Linked DNA regions of Homo sapiens: region 1 is linked to region 2. Evidence: read pairs that join two places in POLR2A ChIA-PET (ENCODE). Cell type or tissue: CD4-positive, alpha-beta T cell. All regions are shown on one strand. Links, peaks and the distances in the headings refer to the core of each region. The heading gives the core; the rest is flanking DNA.

Region 1 (2,917 bases), core at 293-2,792, 230 kb after region 2:
TTATATGTGCTTTGTGACTGCCAGGGTGTGGCCTGCACTGGGTTGTCCTGGGAGACCTAGTGCTGTTTCTTCCACATATTCACGTGTGTGTGTGTGTGTGTATTTTTTTATTATTTTTTCATTTTAAGGGTTAGTATGGAATCAGCTGCTACAAGAATGCAAAAAACTTCCAATGACAAGAAAGGAGGAAAAAAAAGCCATTTTCATGAGCTGAGTGATGTAGCATAATAAACAAAATCATGGAGCTGAGGAGGTGCTTTGTAAACGTGAAGGGGCATAAAAAGGAAAGAGATACTTGTGTCAATAAAGAGAGCCTGGTCCTAGACGTAGTTCAGCCACAAAGTAGTTGTGCCTTTGTGGACAAGTTTCCCAAACTCCCTGAGCCTCTGCTTTCCCATCTGTTAAATGAGGGGATAGAATATGGTTGATTTCCAGCATTCAGTGGTCCTGTCAAGCAGCCTAACAGGCTAGCTCTAATTCCCATTGGGTAGATGAGGGGATGACAAAGAACAATTTGTGAGCTATATAGGAAACATTGTTATTGGTGTTGCCCTATCAGGATTTCAGTTGAATTCATGTTAAAATTACAGCCGTCCTTTATTGTACACTTATTGGGTTAAGCCTATTATACCATATTACCTCATTTTAATTTTTACTGACCTGCACTTTATACATGAAGCAACAAGGCTCCAGGACATTAAAACTCACACAAAGTTATGCTCATGTTATATTATTTTCTTACTTAAAGAAGGATTTATTAGTGACAAGTTTGTATTAATATGTAGCAAAGGCTTTTCCAATGGGTGAATAAAAACACATTCCATTATAGTAAAAAAAAAAAAAAAAAGTCAAGCTGGGAGAAGTGGCATATACCTATAGTCCCAGCTACTCAGGAGGCTGAGGCAGGAGGACTGCTTGAAGCCAGGAATTGGAGATCAGCCTGGGCAACATAGGAAGATCCTATCTCTTAGAAAAAAAAAACTCTTAATAATGAAACAGTATAAACAGAAGCTAAGTAAAATATTTTCTTTCTCCTGAAATAAAATTATTTTTTGAGTCTGATGGAAGTGTTTAAGTGCAGTAGGTCAGTGCCAGTGAGAAAAAAAATAAAATCATACAAAAAAAGAAATATTGAATAAATTAAGAAAAAGGTATATCATGAATACATAAAATATATGTAGACACTAGTCTATTTTATCATTTACTACTATAAGATATATACAAATCTATTATGAATGATTAAAATTTATGCACACACTTACAGACCATATATGGTACCATTCACAGTCCAGAGAAGTGTAAACAAAAGTAATGATGCAATATTAAATCATAACTGTCCTTGTGATAGTTTGCTGAGAATGATGGTTTCCAGCTTCATCCATGTCCCTACAAAGGACATGAACTCATCATTTTTTATGGAAGGACAAAAAACCAAACACCGCATGTTCTCACTCATAGGTGGGAATTGAACAATGAGAGCACATGGACACAGGAAGGGGAACATCACACACCGGGGCCTGTTGTGGGGTCGGGGGAGGGGGGAGGGATAGCATTAGGAGATATACCTAATGTAAATGACAAGTTAATGGGTGCAGCACACCAACATGGCACATGTATACATATGTAACAAACCTGCACGTGTGCACATGTACCCTAGAACTTAAAGTATAATTTTAAAAAATCATAACTGCATAAAATCACTGTAGTGCCTACTGTACTACTGTAATAATTTGGTAGCCACATCCTGTTGCTCTGGCAGTAAGCTCAAGTGTTGCAAGTACTGCTTAGAATGCCTGTCATTTCCGTGAGCAGTTTGTCTCTCCAGTAAATTGTGTATTGTAATAAAAAATGATCTCTAGTGGTTCTCACATATTTTTTATTGTGTTTAGTGCAGTACTGTAGTAAACCTTGCATAACACCATGGGATCCATATGAAGTGATGCTTCAAGTGCTCCCAAGAAGCAATGAAAAGTCATGACATTACAAGAAAAAGTTGAATTGCTTGATATGTACCATAGATCAAGGTTTGCCATTGTGGTTGCCTGCCATTTCAAGATAAATTAATCCAGTAAGGAGTGTTGTAAAAAAAGAAAAGAAAATTTGTGAAGCCATCACTGTAGCTACGTTAGCAGGCATGAAAACCTTACACTTTTTGTGAAATACCTTTTTATCTCATAATGAAAATGTAGCGTTTATGTAGGTGCAAGGTTGCTATAAGACATACTTACAGGCCGGGCACAGTAGCTCACGCCTGTAATCCCAGCACTTTGGGAGGCCACAGAGGGTGGATCACCTTAGGTCAAGATTTCAAGACCAGCCTGACCAATATGGTGAAACCCTCGTCTCTACTAAAAATATAAAAATTAGCTGGGCGTCGTGGCGTGAGCCTGTAGTCTCAGCTACTCGGGAGGCTGAGACAGGAGAACTGCTTGAAACCAGAAGGCGGAGGTTGCAGTGAGCTGAGATCACACCACTGGACTCCAGCCTGGGCGACAGAGCAAGACTCCATTCCCCCCCGACATACACACAAAAAAAAGACATATATTATGATTTGAGAAAAAGCAAACTCATTATATAACAAAGCAAAAGGAAAGTGAAGGATCTACAGCTAGAGAATTAAATTCTGGCAAGAAAGGGTTTGATAATTTTCGAAAGAGCTTTGGCTTTAAAAATGTTAAGATAACACGAGAAGCAGCTTCTGCCAACCAAGAGGCAGCAGACAAGTTCCCAGAAAGTACCTTTTCTGGAAAAAAAAAAAAAACCTGCCACAAAAGACATTTATTAGTAAGGAAGAGAAGTGAACACCAGGATTTAAACAGGAAGGGATAGACAACTCTGTTATTTTGTGCAAATGCACTTGGGTTTATGATCAGGAGAGTCTTTATCTATAAAGCTGCTAATGCACCTTGACAGAAAA
Region 2 (2,917 bases), core at 226-2,725:
ATGCATTCCAGTCATCAAGCTCTGTTACCCCATCTCCATACCAAACCACTGGAAGTGTCTAACACCTCTCCTAAAAGCTTGCCCAACACTCTGACGCACGCTTTCTTCTTTTCTCTCTGCTGTGGATGTGAAGAATGATGTTCACTCAATGAGGTGGGTCTGCAGGAGGGAGCTTCCTCCTGTCAGATAGTGTGGTCATGTGAGGACTGCCACCTATTTTCACTGGAACAGCACACCACTGACCTCTTTACTGATGCATCAGCAAGGGAAGTAATGAATGCCGGTGAGACCTTCCTTTTAAGCACTTTACAGTTTATGAAGAACATTCACATCCATCTCCCTATTTGTCTTCCTTCCCACTTCTGAGAAGGTATCTTGAATAGGATTTATTCCCAATTACTGAGGTTCAGAGATTAAGAGTGAATTGTGGCTGGGCGCAGTGGCTCATGCCTGTAATCCCAACACTTTGGGAGGCCGAGGTGGGCCAATCAACTGAGGTCAGGAGTTTGAGACCAGACTGACCAACATGGTGAAACCCCGTCTCTACTAAAAATACAAAAATTACCCAGGTGTGGAGATGCATGCCTGTAATCCCAGCTACTTGGAAGGCTGAGGTGGGAGGACTGCTTGAGCCTAGGAGGCAGAGGTTGCAGTGAGCCGAGATTGTGCCACTGCACTCCAGCCTAGGTGACAGAAAAAAAAAAAAAGGCGACAGCCTGTCTCAAAAAAAAAAAAAAAAAAAAGAAAGAAAGAAAGAAAGAAAAACAGCCAGTTTTCTATGCTACCCACAGAGGGGTCCATATGGGGTTGTTATGGATTCCCATCATAACTTAAAGGGAAACTTTCACAATGTCCAGAGCCCTTGCTGTCCTGCAAATGAAGGAGGAGGATGTCCTTAAGTTCCTTGCAGTAGGAACCCACTTAGTGGCACCAATCTTGACTTCTAGATGGAACAGTACATCTATAAAAGGAAAAGTGATGGCATCTACATCATAAATCTGAAGAGGACCTGGGAGAAGCTTCTGCTGGCAGCTCATGCCATTGTTGCCATTGAAAACCCTGCTGATGCCAGTGTTATATCCCCTAGGAATACTGGCCAGAGGGTTGTGCTGAAGTTTGCTGCTGCCACCAGAGCCACTCCAGTTGCTGGCCACTTCACTCCTGGAACCTTCACTAACCAGATCCAGGCTCCTTCCGGGAGCCACAGCTTTTTGTGGTTACTGACCCCAGGGCTGACCACCAGCCTCAAACAGAGGCATCTTATGTTAACCTACCTACCATTGCTCTGTGTAATACAGATTCTCCTCTGCAGTATGTGGACATTGCCATCCCATGCAACAACAAGGGAGCTCACTCAGTGGGTTTGATGTGGTGGATGCTGGCTCAGGAAGTTCTGCACAAAGGTGGCACCATTTCCTGTGAACACCTGTGGGAGCTCATGCCTGATCTCTACTTCTTTTTTTTTTTTTATTTGAGACGCAGTCTCGCTCTGTCGCCCAGGCTGGAGTGCAGTGGCGCAATCTCGGCTCACTGCAACCTCTGCCTCCTGGGTCCACACCATTCTCCTGCCTCAGCCTCCCAGGTAGCTGGGACTACAGGCGCCTGCCACCATGCCCGGCTAATTTTTTTGTATTTTTAGTAGAGACGGGGTTTCACCGTGTTAGCCAGGATGGTCTCAATCTCCTGACCTCATGATCTGCCCGCCTTGGCCTCCCAAAGTGCTGGGATTACAGGCGTGAGATACTGCGCCCGGCCTGCCTAATCTCTACTTCTACAGAGATCCTGAAGAGATTGAAAAAGAAGAGCAAGCTGCTACTGAAAAGGCTGTGACAAAGGAGGAATTTCAGGGTGAATGGACTGCTCCAGCTCCTGAGTTCACTGTTACTCAGCCTGAGGTTGCAGACTGGTCTGAAGGGTGCAGGTATCCTCTGTGCCTATTCAGCAGTTCCCTACTGAAGACTGGAGCACTCAGCCTGCCACGGAAGACTGGTCTGCAGCTCCCACTGTTCAGACCACTGAATGGTTTTAAATTGTTCTTGCAGGGACTCTTAAGCAACTTGGAAATAAGGTTGATGGAAAATAGGCATCAGTTTCTTTTTTTTTTTTTTTGTTTGAGACAGTCTCGCTCTTTCGCCAGGCTGGAGGGCAGTGGCGCAATCTCGGCTCACTGAAACCTCTGACTCCCTGTTTCAAGCAATTCTCCTGCCTCAGCCTCCTGAGTAGCTGGGATTACAGGCAGGCTAATTTTTGTATTTTTAGTATAGACGGTGTTTCGTCACATTGGCCAGGTTGGTCTCGATCTCCTGACCTCGTCATCCGCCCGCCTTGGCCTCCCAAAGTGTTGGGATTACAGGTGTGTGTGTTTATGGCCACCGTGCCTGGCCATAAACATCAGTTTCTAAAAAAAAAAAAAAAGAAAAATATCTAAACAAGAACAGCATCTTCTTCCATTTGAATTTTTTTCTCCAAGAAATTCTGAGCAGATTATCCCTTTACCTTTTTTTCCTTTTTTTTTTTTGAGACAGGGTCTCACTCTGTTGCCTAGGCTGGAGTGCAGTGGCACAACTTTGGCTCACTGCAACCTCCGCCTCTGGGGCTCAAGCAATCCTCCCGCCTCAGCCTCTTGAGTAGCTGGGACTACAGGCACATGCCAGCATGCCCGGCTAATTTTTATATTTTTTGTAGAGATGGGGTTTTGCCATGTTTCCCAGGCTGGTCTCGAACTCCTGGGCCCAAGCAATCTGCCCACCTCAGCCTCCCAAAGTGCTGGGATTACAGGCATGAGTCATTGCACCTGTCCTGCCTTTTTTTCCTCCCCTCCCCTCCCTCTCTCTCTTTCTCTCTTTCTTTCTTTTTGATGGAGTCTCGCTTTGTCACCCAGTCTGGAGTGCAGTGGCGCAATGTCGGCTCAATGCAA

Evidence for each region. ChIA-PET counts read pairs that join two places held together with the same protein. Peaks named below come from ENCODE experiments on the same cell type or tissue, not always from the same donor. Only the 100,000 strongest peaks of a DNase experiment are listed, where the experiment ranks them.
Region 1: POLR2A ChIA-PET joins it to region 2 with 9 read pairs; 9 of 35 experiments call an interaction of 5 or more read pairs at or near these places.

Annotation. Positions count from the first base shown.
Region 1 is chr9:124,964,847-124,967,763 of GRCh38, reverse strand. All of the region lies in intron 17 of SCAI (suppressor of cancer cell invasion), which reads left to right. Among named protein-coding and RNA genes, the nearest start is that of GOLGA1, 25 kb to the right of the region's middle. In CD4-positive, alpha-beta T cell, for the core only: no CTCF peak of the experiment used is centred there; a DNase peak (open chromatin) is centred at 1,763; H3K27ac peaks cover 1,544 bases.
Region 2 is chr9:125,193,754-125,196,670 of GRCh38, reverse strand. It overlaps the pseudogene RPSAP76. Among named protein-coding and RNA genes, the nearest start is that of RABEPK, 5.3 kb to the left of the region's middle. In CD4-positive, alpha-beta T cell, for the core only: no CTCF peak of the experiment used is centred there; a DNase peak (open chromatin) is centred at 1,410; H3K4me3 peaks cover 1,294 bases; H3K27ac peaks cover 1,153 bases.